2 separate regions of the Homo sapiens genome follow, and region 2 is linked to region 1. A link is a contact called in ENCODE Hi-C or POLR2A ChIA-PET data. All regions are on one chromosome and are shown on one strand. The core of a region is the stretch at or near the end of the contact, and the rest is flanking DNA. Distances in the headings are between cores, read along the strand shown. Region 1 holds the start of EAF2 (ELL associated factor 2). Region 2 has its middle 34 kb from the start of PARP14.

Region 1 (6,841 bases), core at 2,589-5,088:
TCCATGTTGCCCAGGGTCTCTGTAATATCTTTATAATAAACTGGAAAACATGTTTCCCTCAGTTTTGTTAGCTCCTCTAGCAAATTAATACACCCCAAGGTGTGTATTAATAGGATTCCTCATGTGTAGCTGGTCAGTCAGAAGCACAGGTAAAACAACTTAGGGCTTGGATTGGCATCAGAAATGGGGGTCCCTCTTGCAGGACTAAGCCCTAAACCTAAGGGATCTGACCCTATCTCCAAGTAGACAGTGTCAGAATTGAATTAGATGATACCCAGCTGGTGTCCGCTGCAGAATTGATTGCTTGCTTGTTGGTGGAAGAAAACTCCACACATTTGGTCACAGAAGTCTTTTGTGTTGATTGTCATGATGTGAGAGCAAAAACTGTTTTTCCATTCATATATCTCTTATTAGGTACAATATAAATCATTAAAAGACAGGTTTGCTGAAAATACCTTAAAGAAAGCCCAGTGCAACTCCCGGCACATAGTAGTCACAAAACTTTCAAAGAGAGTGCATATAGTTATCTCATTCTCTCCAAATGGCTGCATTATGCTACATTTCCTTTTAAGAATGCAGCAAAATATATTTAAACATCACCTCTACTGGAGGTCACTCAAGCTGTATGCTATTACAAGCAACACTGCAATGAATATACACATGATCCTTTACATTTTTGCCAATCTGTTAGATGAAAATTGGTATGATTGTGTTTTAATTTGTATTTCTTTGATTATTAGGGATGTCAGGCACATTTCGTGTTCACTGGCCATTATTTCTTTTATGTATTTTCTATTCATATCCCTTGACTATATTTCTATCGGTTTGTCTTATTCTTTTGCAGAAGCTTTTCATACATGGATAGGAATCTTTTCTCTTTTATATTGGCTGTAAAATTTTCTCCTTGTCATTTATTTTTTTAAATTTGACTATGGGGTCTTTACCATAATTTTACAATTTTTTTTTTTTTTTTTGAGAGAGAGTCTGACTCTGTTTACCCTGGCTGCAGTGCAGTGGTGCAATCTCAGCTCACTGCATCCTCCACCTCCTGGGTTCAAGTGATTTCATGCCTCAGCCTCCCAAGTAGCTGGGATTACAGGCGTGTGCCAACGTGCCCAGCTAATTTTTGTATTTTTAGTAGAGATGGGGTTTCACCATGTTGGCCAGGCTGGTCTTGAACTCATGACCTCAAGTGGTCTGCCCACTTCGGCCTCCCAAAGTGCTGGGATTACAGGCATGAGCCACAGCGCCCAGCCATTTTTACAATTTTTACATATGAAATATAACAATCTTTTCCTCTATGGCATCTGTCTTTTGTGTCCTGTTTAGAAAGGTCCTCTCTAACCCAAGAGATAAAAAACATTCTCCAAATCTTCATGTTTTTTTGGTTTTGTTTTCCTTACATATCTTCTAAAGTAAGGTATTTTTGTGAATGGTGTCATATAAGAATCTAATTTTTAATGTTAAAGTTATTGATGGATTAAAAAATGCACACAGTAGTCATAAATTCATAAGGTAACTAGTTATGAATAGACATAACAGAAACAATCTGAAACGTCACATTTTCATGCACTATGTATACATACACATACACAGGGTATCTTTTTGGACTCTACTTAGTTTCTAGTAATTTAATCTGTTTGTCTATTCTTGAGCTAGTACAACATAGTTCATTTTAATATATGTTTGGAGAAAATTCACCTCAGAAGGTAAGCTTCATGAGGGCAACCTACCTATCCCTTAGAGATGATTAAATGAGTTAATACATGAAAGCAATTGGAACAATTCCTGGCACATAGTAAGAGCTCTCCAAATGGTTATTATTAAAGCCCAGTTCTACCATCATACTACATTTTAAGACCATCTTTGCTGGCTGCCTTCTTATATCTTTGGTTCACAACTGTATTCCCAGTGGCTAGACTAGTACCTGGCACGTACTAGGATTTGCTAAATACAGGTTGAAAGTATGAGTAAATGCACAAACCTCAGGCATTCTGAGCCTCAATTTCTTGACTTTCTGTTTTTCTCTTGTTACAATAGAGAAAGCTCAGATTTATAGTTGGAAGCCTCTCTAACGTAAAATAGGCTCAAAACAGTTTGTGCCCTCCTGGCTACCGTAATAAAACATCACTAAATCATTATTGTCATCAACAAATATGTGCAGAGCAGTATGGTAGATGCAGGGGATGCAAAGATTCTACACAAGACATACTCTCTGCTATTGTTCTGGTTGGGAAAGAAAAGTATGTTTATGTACATGTGTACACACACACAGATACAAAAAAATATACTTAAGAATATCAGATATATGTTAAATGCTAAATAGATGACACAGATAAGAATACAGGCCATAAAGTCAGAGGACTGGGCTTCTCTGAACCATTTTTCTTGCTGTAAACAAAATAGCAATTCCTACCTCCTAGAATGATTCTATTTAGAAGAGAAGGCAGCCACCAAGATGGTCTTAAAATGTAGTATAAGTGTAGAGCTGGGCCTTAAATAACCATTTGGAGACCTCTTATCATGCTCCAGGAATTGTTCTAATTGCTTTCATGTATTAACTCATTTAATCATTCCAACAACTCTAAGGAACAGATACTATTATTTTTTTCCCAATTTGAACAATGAGCATACTTAAACTCTGGAGAATGTAATTAGCTGGCACAAAGTCACACTGTTAAGTATAAAGCAGGGGTTCAAACTAGAGCCACCATCTGCCTTAAAGCATTTAACTACGATATGAAACAGCTTCGGCACACCTTCAAAGGGTAGGATTTACACAGACAGGTTGAAGGAGACATAACCACCTACCCCAAAATCAATTGACAAATGTGCCTAAGGCAGAAGGTGAGGGAGTGCAGTTGGATTGCGTAATTACCCTGAAAAACCACCTGTTATGGAAACCATCTGTAAACTTTCTCGAGTGTTTCTCCTATAATTCAACACTTCTCCCATCTTTACATTAAATTCATGAAATTTGACACAAAAAGACAATTATTTATCTATTTTAAGGCTACTACCCTGTTGCCAGGCCACCGGGTCCGGCCCAGCCTTGATTCTTCGGGAATCACTTCTCCCTCGCCGCGCCTGTTACTGCCTCCACGGATCACTGTGAGGAAAATAAATGAAAAGGAAATTCAGTGCGATCCTGTTGCGGCTGATCCTAAATGTCTGCAGTTGCTATCTCCGAATCCTCTTTCTCCTCCCCACTACACATCCCCTTCTCCAGTCCTAGGACCACAAGAAACTTCCTCTGGTACAAAAAGGTCAGAAAACGATTACTGAGGTAACAGCGTCGCTTCAAGTCTAAGGACCGAGATTCTGGGGCCTCTGGGCTCCTTTACTCCAGATTCTAGACCCGGCTTTCGCGCTACCAGGCCTTGGATAAGACACTAGGCCCTGTGCCTGGACACTGCACCTCCCCAGGCCTCAGTTTCCACACCAGATCTCTACAGAGTGGGCGTGAGGGCAGGCCGATTCTCCCGTTAAGAGCTCTTACAAGCCGGCTGACTTCGTCCAGGAGCCTGGGGTCCTGGCCTCCTGGTAGGCGCCCTGGGGCCCTCTCCCTCCCCAGCCACCACCTCAGATAAGTTACCTCATCCTCGCTTCGCGTTCTTCCACTAAAGAACCTGGGGCTCCCACGCCGCACTACAGCGCCGCGGCCTTCCGGGGCAGCGTGCGTCGCGACGCGGGAAGGGGCCTGGAGGCGGGACTAGGAGCCTCGGAGTCAAGGGGCGGAGCGCCCTTTGCTAATAAGCCAATCAGAACGTGAGACGCTCCGGTGGGGCGGTGCGCGTCGAGCGCGGGGTGGAGTCTGGGTGACTTGGCTGGCGGGATCAAGTGCAGCTGCTTCAGGCTGAGGTGGCAGATAGTGAGCGCTGGTGGCGGAGTTAAAGTCAAAGCAGGAGAGTAATTATGAATAGCGCAGCGGGATTCTCACACCTAGACCGTCGCGAGCGGGTTCTCAAGTTAGGGGAGAGTTTCGAGAAGCAGCCGCGCTGCGCCTTCCACACTGTGCGCTGTGAGTGAGGACCATCCGGGGATAGAGGGGGAGCCTCCCGGGATGGGGGTGAAGAGGCACAAACCCCTCTGGGTTTTGTTCCCACAGTACCCCTTACACTGTTGGAGACTACGGGGCGGGGAGGGGGGAGGCAGCGCGATCCTCTAACCTGCTCGGAGTCTTAGGGGGTCGGTGGAAGGAATCGGAGTAGAGCAAATGTGGGTAAACCCTGGACAGAGAGCGTTGAGACCAGCAGACAGGAAGGGAAAGTGTGAAAAAAGTCTGTAGAGGTGACTGTGGAGACAGACGTGACAGGTGGATGATGCAGGGGTGGACAGGAAAATAATAAGGTGACAAATGGGAAGGGACTAAGGACCGAATGCCGGGGAACTTGAATGCCTTGAGGCTGGTGGGGCAATATTCTCTCTTTTCATCACTTTTTCTCACCTCTGGCAGATGAGGGTTCTTATTTGGTGTGTTCTTTGCAAAGGGAGAAATTCTCAACCATCCCAATGATCTGTATATCTCTTTGGACCCCAGATTTCACTCAGTTATCAAATACTGATTATCAAAGTATTCGAGGGTGTGTTATTAATTTCTTTATTTGGAAGATGCTTACCTCCCTATGATTTCTACCCTTTGGTTTTCTTTATGTCCTCTGGAACTAGTTTTAATAAATTATTCTCTTTTATGTTGTTGGAGTAGAAAAAGGAGCTCTTTTGCTTTAGCAGTTGGATGATATAGATTCCAGGAAGGAAAATATAGCATATAAGTTTTTATGTGTAAGACATTCGTTTTTTGCATAACAACTGTCATAGAATTGTAGAGCGGGAAGGAAACTTCAAGATCACTGAATTATAACTTCTCATTTTTCTGTGGTAAAACTGTAAGTATTTTTTCACTTCCTTTCCCCAGCCTTGCCCTTCCTTAATATCTCATCATTCCGCCTTTCTCAGTCATTCTGTTCTCGGGTTGTTTAGAGACCTTTATGGTTTTTACTCTGAAATGTTCCATGGTTCAATCAAAACAACTAATTAAAGCATACATTCTCCCAAAAGTTTATTTAAGTTGTAGACAATTTAGTTATAGTTACTCAAAGTAAAGGTATGAAGAACCACTGGTTTTAACCCTGCAAGAATATATTTACTAAAAGGGTTTTTTTAAAGCAAAATTAACATCCAATTGGTAGAATAAATGGGTGAGATATTTGTGAACAGAAACTCTTCAACAGTGTCCCTTGTTTATTCTTCTTTATCATATACTTTCTCATCCAGAGCTCCCCACGATGAGATGGTGCTGTGCTGGCTCTGCAGTTTCTCTCTCTTCAGTCCCATTTTCCGGAAGTGTGATATGCGTCTTTATCTGGTTTTTCCATGCCTTTTTCTCAAATAGTATCTACTCTCTCCTTTTCTCTTCCTTCTCAGGTATGCAATAGTCTTAATATTAATTTTTCAAGTTACAAGGGCTTAAGATTATAAAAATTTGCTTAAGAATATATTTCTATATGATTTGGGTATATATTCTCTTATGTAGGGCACAAATCCCAATTTAAATGAATAAAAAATTGCCTTTGAAAATAATCTTGCAGGTCCTTCACAGCCTTTCATTTATAAAGGTTCTGAAAATGCCAGTATCTTGAAAGTCAGAGGATCAGATGATCCAGCTACCAGAATGAAAATAAACAAAAATAAGCAAAACAACAATAATGACAATAATAAATAAACAAACATACATGTTTGAATACACACTTAGTCCTGTGGAAGACAGAACTATTAGAAAAGTTTTCAGTCCTTATTTTCTTTTATTGTTGTTGTTGAAGCAGGTGTGGTAATGGCACAGAATCATTTTAGATTTATTTAAATAAAACTGTTTATTATTCTTGAGGACAGGTTCATTTCCAATGTAATCCTCACTCTTAAGAACTCAGAGTGAGGTTTGAAAATTGTAGAATAGTATGAAGCTGATGTTCATGCAGATAAGGGGGACCTAATTTATAACCAACCCTCAAGCCAATGTCATTGGAGAGAAAGTAATATTCTGCCTTTATTTACAGGAGCAATTCTGCCTGTCTGATATAAGACTTCAGGCAAACCCGGATGTGAATCCTGGTCTCCACCACCTATATATATAATGTGACTTTGGGAACATTCTCTAAGCTCTCAACCTCAGTTTTCTTATGGCTAAAAGATAATAGTAATATTTACATTTCATGGTTTGTGTAAGGATTAAATAAGATAGCATAAACAACCTGGAACAATATTTGCCACAGGGTAGAGAATAAATAGTAGTCACCATTAATGTTGAAGAGTTATATTCATATGTGTACGAGGGGTGCTAATGAATGTAATTTAGTCAGACTTTGAAACAGCATTTATCAGAGTTTAGCAATAAAAACTATCAAAAAGATAGTCTGGCATGTGGTAGGAAGGGCATGGGATGTTCTATCAACGATAAGCTGAATGCTTAGCAACAGGTGCTTTACCGGGTAGAAGAGTTTCAATAACAGGACCTACTAGAATCAATTTTGAATTGGGAGTAGTACTAGTTTTACTATTTATATCCAGATAAGGCAATGAATTGTGAAATCCTAAGTTTGTAAATGACACCACTTTTTTGTGTCCTTAAATGATGAGCTAATGAGCAGTGTGGGTTTTGGAGTTGGTTGAATTCATTCAAATCCCGGAAAATAAACTGATGATAATAATTGTGGATTCTTATGAAAATATTGGCATTATGTGATGTTACAGTTAAAATAATCAGAAAAGCGATAAACATTGGCAGAAAAGGTATTAAATACAAAGTAGAAAATGGTTTTCTACTCTTCATGCAATATAATAAGTA
Region 2 (7,239 bases), core at 1,583-4,082, 810 kb after region 1:
TCTCAATCTCGGCTTACTGCAACCTCTGACTCTTGGGTTCAAGCAATTCTTCTGCTTCAGCCTCCTGAGTAGCTGGGATTATAGGCACTGGCTAATTTTTGTATTTTTAGTAGAGACGGGGACCAGGCTGGTCTCAAACTCCGACCTCAAGTGATCCACCTGCCTCGGCCTCCCAGAGTGCTGGGATTACAGGCATGAGCCACTGTGCCTGGCCTAAATTAAGTTTTGTTTGTTTCTTTGTTTGTTTGTTTTTTGAGACAGTCTCACTCTGTCGCCCAGGTTGGAGTGCAGTGGTGCGATCTCTGCTCACTGCAACCTTGCCTCCTGGGTTTAAGGGATTCTCCTTCCTCCTAGCTGGGATTACATGGGCCCACCACCATGCCCAGCGAATTTTTTTATTTTTAGTTTTAGTAGAAATGGGGCTTCACCATGTTGGCCAGGCTGGTCTTGAACTCCTGACCTCAAGTGATCCGCCTGCCTCGGCCTCCCAAGGTGCTGGGATTACAGGCGTGAGCCACCGCACCCTGCCAGTAAGCTTTTTAACTAAAGTTAAGTGATGCATGCTTTAGCTACAAACTAAATGGTTTCCTTGTGTGCCTACCTGCAAAGGAAAAGTACTCCAGTGTGAGTCAAGGGAGAATGCTTTTCTCAGGGATATCTCTCAATAATTGAGACAAGATACTCAGGGATGTGTTTCTGTTGGATTGACCCTTTTTACTCTCTTTTTCCAGTTCCTTTTTCTCCCTCTCTCATACAAGGGAAGTGGGGCAGTACGAAGGAACTGGAGATGGGAAAAGCATGGGGCTGGCTCTTCCCCAGAGAAGCCATCTCACTTTGAAAGGCTAATGGGGGCTGGCCGCGGTGGCTCACACCTGTAATCCCAGCACTTTGGGAGGCCGAGGTTGGTGGATCATTTGAGGGCAGGAGTTTGAGACCAGCCTGGCCAACATGGTGAAACCCTGCCTCTCAGCTACTTGGGAGGCTGAGGCAGGAGAATCGCTTGAACCTGGGAGGTGGAGGCTATAGAGCCAAGATCGGTGCCGCTGCACTCCAGTGTGGATGACAGAGCAAGACTGTGAAGGAAAGAAAGAAAGAAAGAGAGAGAGAGAGAAAGGAAGGAAGGAAGGGAGAAGAAAAGAAAAGAGAAAAGAAAAAAGAAAAGAAAAGAAAAGAGAAAAGAAGAAAGGCTAATGGGGCCAGGGTGAGATCCGAGGGAAAGGAGGCTTGGGGTGTGAGACTTGGCCATTTGGGCTCTTGGCTTCAGGGAAAAAAACCTTTCTTCTTTGGATTCATCTTTCCACCATGTTGACTCTTCCTACATCGTATGAAGACCTAGAGAATAAACTAGGCAGGCAAGCGGCCTATGATTCAGGAAGCCACACAACCAAGAAACAGAACTGAGGACAACCCATTTGCTGAGATTGTTCTTTGCTGCCAGACAACCCAGGGATTTGGGGGTCATCATTAACTTTCTATAGGTAATAAATATTAATCCAATGCACTAACAAAAGAGGTTGGTGTGCAAAGCAGATTGAGAGACAGTGCATTAATCTGCTAGGGCTGCCATAGAGAAACACCTCAGACTGCATGGCTTAAACAAGAGAAATCCATTTTTCTCATAGTTCTGAAGGCTGGAAGTGCAAGATCCAAATGTCACCAGGGTTTGGTTCTCCTGAGACTTCTCTCCTTGGCTTGCAGATGGCCCTTCTTACTGTGTCCTCACGTGACCTTTCCTCGGTGCTCACATCCCTGGTGTCTCTTTGTTTCCTTCTAAGGATACTTGTTCTATCGAATTAGGGACCCACCTTTATGCCCACATTTAACCTTAGGTACCTTTTCAAAGGTTCTATCTCCACATACAGTTACATTGAAGGTTAGGGTTTCAATATAAGAATTTGGGGGTAACGCAATTCAGTCCCTAACAGAGTAAAAATTCAAGAGGTTAAGTACAAAAAAAATTTAGAAATTAAAGAGAAGGAAAGAAAATTCATTTCAGAATATCAAGAGTTGGTACCATGTAGTCCTGGCCTAGCATCAGCAAACTTGGAGGGGTCAGTCCTAAACTTAGAACTAATATAATGTGCTAACTGGGTAAACTTGGGCAAGTCATTTACACTCAGCCTCAATTCCTCATATTTAAATTGAAATAATAGGCCAGGAGAGCTGGCTCATGCCTGTAATCCCAGCACTTTGGGAGGTCAAGGCAGGAGGATCACTTGAGGTCAAGAGTTCAAGACCAGCCTGGTCAACATGGTGAAAATCCATCTCTACTAAAAATACAAAAATTAGCCAGGTGTGGTGGCACATGACTGTAGTCCCAGCTACTCGGGAGGCTAAGGCAGGAGAATCACTTGAACCCAGGAGACGGAGGTTGCAGTGAGCCAAGATCATGCCACTGCATTCCAGTCGGGGCAACAGAGCAAGACTCCATCTCAAAATAAATAAATAAATAAATAAATAAATAAATAAATAAATAAATAAATAAATTGAAATAATAACTTCCAGGGTTAAAGATAATACCAAAATGATAATGAAAAAAACATATTACTATTTTAAACCAAAAATTTGGAAGGGAAGTCATGAATAGCACAAACCATAGAGACAACCATAAATACATTTGATTACATTAACATTTTAAAAATTGAGGTTCAAGGTTAAGATGTCTGATTGAATTAGATGTATCTAACTTTGCTTTCTCTAACCTAGGAAAACCACATTAATGTGATTTTAAAGGACACGTATGCCCTCCAGAACAGGGAGGTAGAAGAGGAAATGTAGCTACACCATATTAGAAGCTAGAGGCAGATGGATCTGTGATTATGACTGCAGACTTACAACAGCTCAACCCTAAGTTGGCAAGTGGAGGGAAAGCTGAGAAACCACCTGATTTACTTTTAAAAGTCTCAGGAACTGAGAATGAGAGTGTCTCTGGCGCTAACAGTAAAGCAGCAAAGCATGGCAGGTGCTAAAATAAGAAAGATAGGATGAGAGCCGTTTAAGAAACAGTACATCCCTAGATCTCTCTGCCCCTTCTTTCCCCAGAATAACTGCCTTTCTCCTACTCCAGGAGAAATCTCGAAGCTATTCCCTATAAAAAGTAAATTGAAGGGTCTTTGAGGATATCAGGCACAGACAAGGCATTTGGTACTGTACCAAAAATAGGCAAATCAGAAGCCAAAAGCACACTAAATGCTTAATCCTGAAATGACAGCCCTCCCCAAACTGCCTTCCACCATTTGGCTCCCAGAATAGCAGCAGCCAGAAGTTTACTCACCAAGCAAGAGACTGAAAATTTCTATACAAGTGGAAATTTTACCTAAAGAGACTGACGTTAGAGATTCATCAACACACAGGCCACCAAATCCTGTAGAGTGAAACTCAAAGTTGATAAGCCCCACTCACTAGCTCAGAATTCTCACTAGTTTTTTAAACTCTTGTGAAACAGACAACCAAGGTTTAACAAACATTGCAGGAAAATCTCTAACTCAGAATATAAAGCTTTTTAAAAAAAACTATAATAAGAAAGAAAATGCCATAAAAAGGGAACATTTAGGAAACAAGCAAGAGGTCTTAAACATAATAACAGAAATGGAAAAAAAAAGCATTGGAAGATAAAGTTGAGGAAATCTCAGAAAGTAGAGTAAAAAGGCAATGAAGTGGAGAATAGAAAACCAAATATAAAATTAGAGGACCAGGCCAAGTTGTCCAACATCAGAAAGAGAGATCAGAAAGCAGAGAGAAAAACAAAAATCAAAGAAATAATTCAAGAAAACATCCTCAAACTAAAGAACACAAGTTTTCAGATTAGAAGTTTGTACCTAGTGCTCAGCATAATGGAAAAAAAAAATGCAGACCAACCCCAAAGTATACCATGGGGAAATTTCAGAAACAGGAAGGAAAAACTTCTAGAGGGAAGAAAAGAGAACAGGTTATCTACAGAGGATCAATAATCAGAATGGTTTCAGATTTCTTAGCACCAACACGAAGCTTAAAGACAATGGAACAATGCTTTCAAAATTCCAGCAGAGGCCAGGCACCGTGGCTCACAGCTGTAATCTCAGCACTTTGGGAAGCTGAGGCAGGAACATCACTTGAGCCCAGCCCAGGAGTTTGAGACCAGCCTGGGCAACAGAGTGAGACCTTATGTCTACAAAAAATTTTTAAATTAGCCAGGTGTGGTGGTACATGCCTGTAGTCCCAGCTACTGGGAAGGCTGAGGAAGGAGGATTGGGGGTCGCTTGAGCCTGGGAGGTCAAGGCTGCATTGATGGTGCCACGGCACTCCAGCCTGGGCAACAGAGTAAGACCCTGTCTCAAAAATAAGAAAAATTCCAACAGGAAGATATTTCTAGCTATAGTGATGGCAAGAGCCTTTTGATCACTGTAGACTGCAACGCAAAAGAAAACACAAGTCTGTCCAAATAAGAGAAATCCTCCCATATTTAAATATGTGTTTGGATGTGCATAGAATATCTCTAGAAGGATATACTAGAAGCTAGTAACTGTGTTCCCTCTAGACAGAACTGGGTGCTATGGAATAAAGGTGTAAGGCAGACTTAATTGTTACTGTTTACCTTTTTGTTTCCTTTAAATTTTATACTATGTGCATATATCACCTATTTGAAAAATAAATAAAATAAAATACATTTTATTTTAAAAGCTATATTGAGATATCCCTCTTTTTAACCTATTAGACTTGCAAAGATCAGTTCTGTAACACACTGTGTCAGCGAAGGTGCAGGAAAGTGGGGGCTTTGTTGGTGGGAGGGTAAATTGGCTCAATTTCTATGGAGGGCAATTTGGCAATAACTATCAACATTACAAGTGCATATATCCTTGACCCAGCAATTCCATTGCTAGGAATTTGTCATACAGATAAAACTGAAGAACGATTATTTGTAAAAGGTTATTTATTGTAGCAGCATAGCATTTTTTTTGCATTGTTTTCCTTGCAAGAAAGGAAACTAGAAGGCTAGATGGAGTAGGAGGGAGGTTTTTGTTTGTTTGTTTTTGAGACAGAGTCTCACTCTGTTGCCCAGGCTGGAGTGCAGTGGCACAATCTCAGCTCACTGCAACCTCCTCCTCCCAGGTTCAAGTGATTCTTGTGCCTCAGCCTCCTGAGTAGCTGGGATTACAAGCACCTGCCACCACACCTGGCTAATTTTTGTATTTTTAGTAGAGACAGGATTTCACCATGTTGGCCAGACTGGTCTTGAATTCCTGACCTCAAGGGATCCACCCACCTCAGCCTCCCAAAGTGCTGGGATTACAGGCATGAGCCATCATGACCAGCCTGAGGGAGATTTTTCACTGGGTACTTTCATGCCTTTGAATTTTGAACTTCAAGAATGTCTGTATTAGTCCATTTTCACGTTGCTGATAAAGGCATACCTGAGACTGAGTAATTTATACAGGAAAAAAGGTTTAATGGACTTACAGTTCCACGTGGCTGGGGAGGCCTCACAATCATGGTGGAAGACAAGGAGGAGCAAGTCATATCTACGTGGATGGCAGCAGGCAAAGAGAGAGAGAGCATATTCAGGGAAACTCCTCTTTATAAAGTCATCAGATCTCGTGAGACTTACTATCACGAGAACAGCATGGGAAAGACCTGCCCCCATAATTCAATTACCTCCCACTGGGTCCCTCCCACAACATGTGGTAATTCAAGATGAGATTTGGGTGGGGACACAGCCAAATCATATCAATGTCTTACCTATTTTTTTAAAAAAACAAATACTATCCCTTAAAATTTTACAACTTCTTTAAAAATTTTTAAAAAGCAATAAATAAGGTGAAAGAGACAAGTCACATGTTGAAACAAGAGATTTATAGTGCATATAACCAGTAAAGGACTAGTATCCAGATAATACTAAAGAACTCCTATGAATCAAGAGAAAAAGCAAGACTCCTCACAAATATATGGCAAGACCATGAAGATGCAATTCACAGAAGAGGAAAATTGAATGATCAATAAATAGATTTCTTAAACATTCAACTTCATTAAAACTATAAGATATTATTTCATATGTATCAGTTTAGGAAAATTTAAACGTCCGACAATATCAAGTGTTGAGACTGTGGAACAGGAGCTCTCATATAGCTGGTGGAAATACTAATTAGAGTAATCACTTTGGAGAGCAAGTCAGGGTCTTTAGGTGTATTATAGATAAGGCATCATTTAAAACACACCAAACAAAAAGTAAAAGGAAAGATGGTATGGATTGTACATTTTATAACGGTAAGCAAACTAATTCCCAAATAGAAGAAGAGAAAGTCTCAACTGCGATTCAGCCCATGGAGAAAGATGGAAGCTGTTTAGGTAATTCAACCTTACTCTCTATCTGACAGTCATCTCCAAGAGGGTCTGTCCAGTTTTTCATCCACATTGAAGACACCACCAGTCAGGTGTCTGTCACTGACTGGGGTGAGAGACTTCGTTTTATTCTCTTCTCTCTGTGGTATGAGCACACAACCATGCAACTGCAACAGATACCCCGTGTGCTCTTTACTCTGAGTACCCCAAGGAAGTAGCCATACTGTAAGGGGGAAAAAGAGACCTCATGTCTTTACTGGAACTCATCCCTATGGGCAGTCTCCTCGTCCAGGCCTTAACCAGGTGAAGCAAGTGGGATACAGAACGCTCCTCCCTTCCTTGTGCTACTGTGTTCTCCTTTCTCCCATGTTCTTTTAACTTCTCCCAACTTTGATCCTTCCCTCCTTTTCCAGACTACAACCTTGGTATTAGTCCATTTTCACACTGCTATAAAGAACTGCCCGAGACTGGGTAATTTATAACGGAAAGAGGTTTAATTGACTCACAGTTCAGCATGGCTGGGAAGCCTCGGGAAACTTATAATCATGACAGAAGGCAAAGGAGAAGCGGGCACCTTCTCCACCAGGCGGCAGGAAGGAGAGTGAATGCAGGAGGAACTACCAAACATTTATAAAACCATCAGATCTCATGAGAACAATATGAGGGAAACTGCCCCCATGATTCAATTACCCCCACCTGGTCTCTCCCTTGACATTTGGGGATTATGGGGATTATAGGAATTACAATTCAAGATGAGATTTTGGGTGGGGACACAAGCCAAACCATATTCACCATTTCCTCAGCATTTGGCAAGGCCCATGTTTCCTCTAGTATCTACAAAATCGTTGTAACCTACAGTGTCAGTTGAAAGTCATAGCCTTAACTTCCCAGCCCTTCCACGCTACTGGATGGAAAGACCTGGAG

The links. Hi-C counts contacts between places; a loop is a spot of excess contacts on that map. ChIA-PET counts read pairs that join two places held with the same protein, here RNA polymerase II (POLR2A). Pooled maps may share reads with other maps.
Region 2: a pooled map shows a loop between it and region 1 (3-fold over the local background). The contact joins the enhancer-like site here to the promoter of EAF2 in region 1. A Hi-C loop is called at or near these places in 1 of 50 pooled maps. POLR2A ChIA-PET finds 5 or more read pairs at or near these places in 2 of 52 experiments (Panc1 and naive thymus-derived CD4-positive, alpha-beta T cell).

Annotation. Positions count from the first base shown.
Region 1 is chr3:121,831,371-121,838,211 of GRCh38, forward strand. EAF2 (ELL associated factor 2) reads left to right here and starts at 3,839. Exons shown (of 6, transcript NM_018456.6): 1 at 3,839-4,021. The coding sequence starts at 3,916. It overlaps IQCB1 (IQ motif containing B1), which reads right to left and starts at 3,690. Exons shown (of 15, transcript NM_001023570.4): 1 at 3,596-3,690; 2 at 3,021-3,109.
Region 2 is chr3:122,643,444-122,650,682 of GRCh38, forward strand. No RefSeq gene overlaps it. Among named protein-coding and RNA genes, the nearest start is that of PARP14, 34 kb to the right of the region's middle. Within about 2 kb of position 2,833, at least 2 of the 41 ENCODE cell types and tissues checked have a DNase peak (open chromatin) inside an H3K27ac peak, as active enhancers do.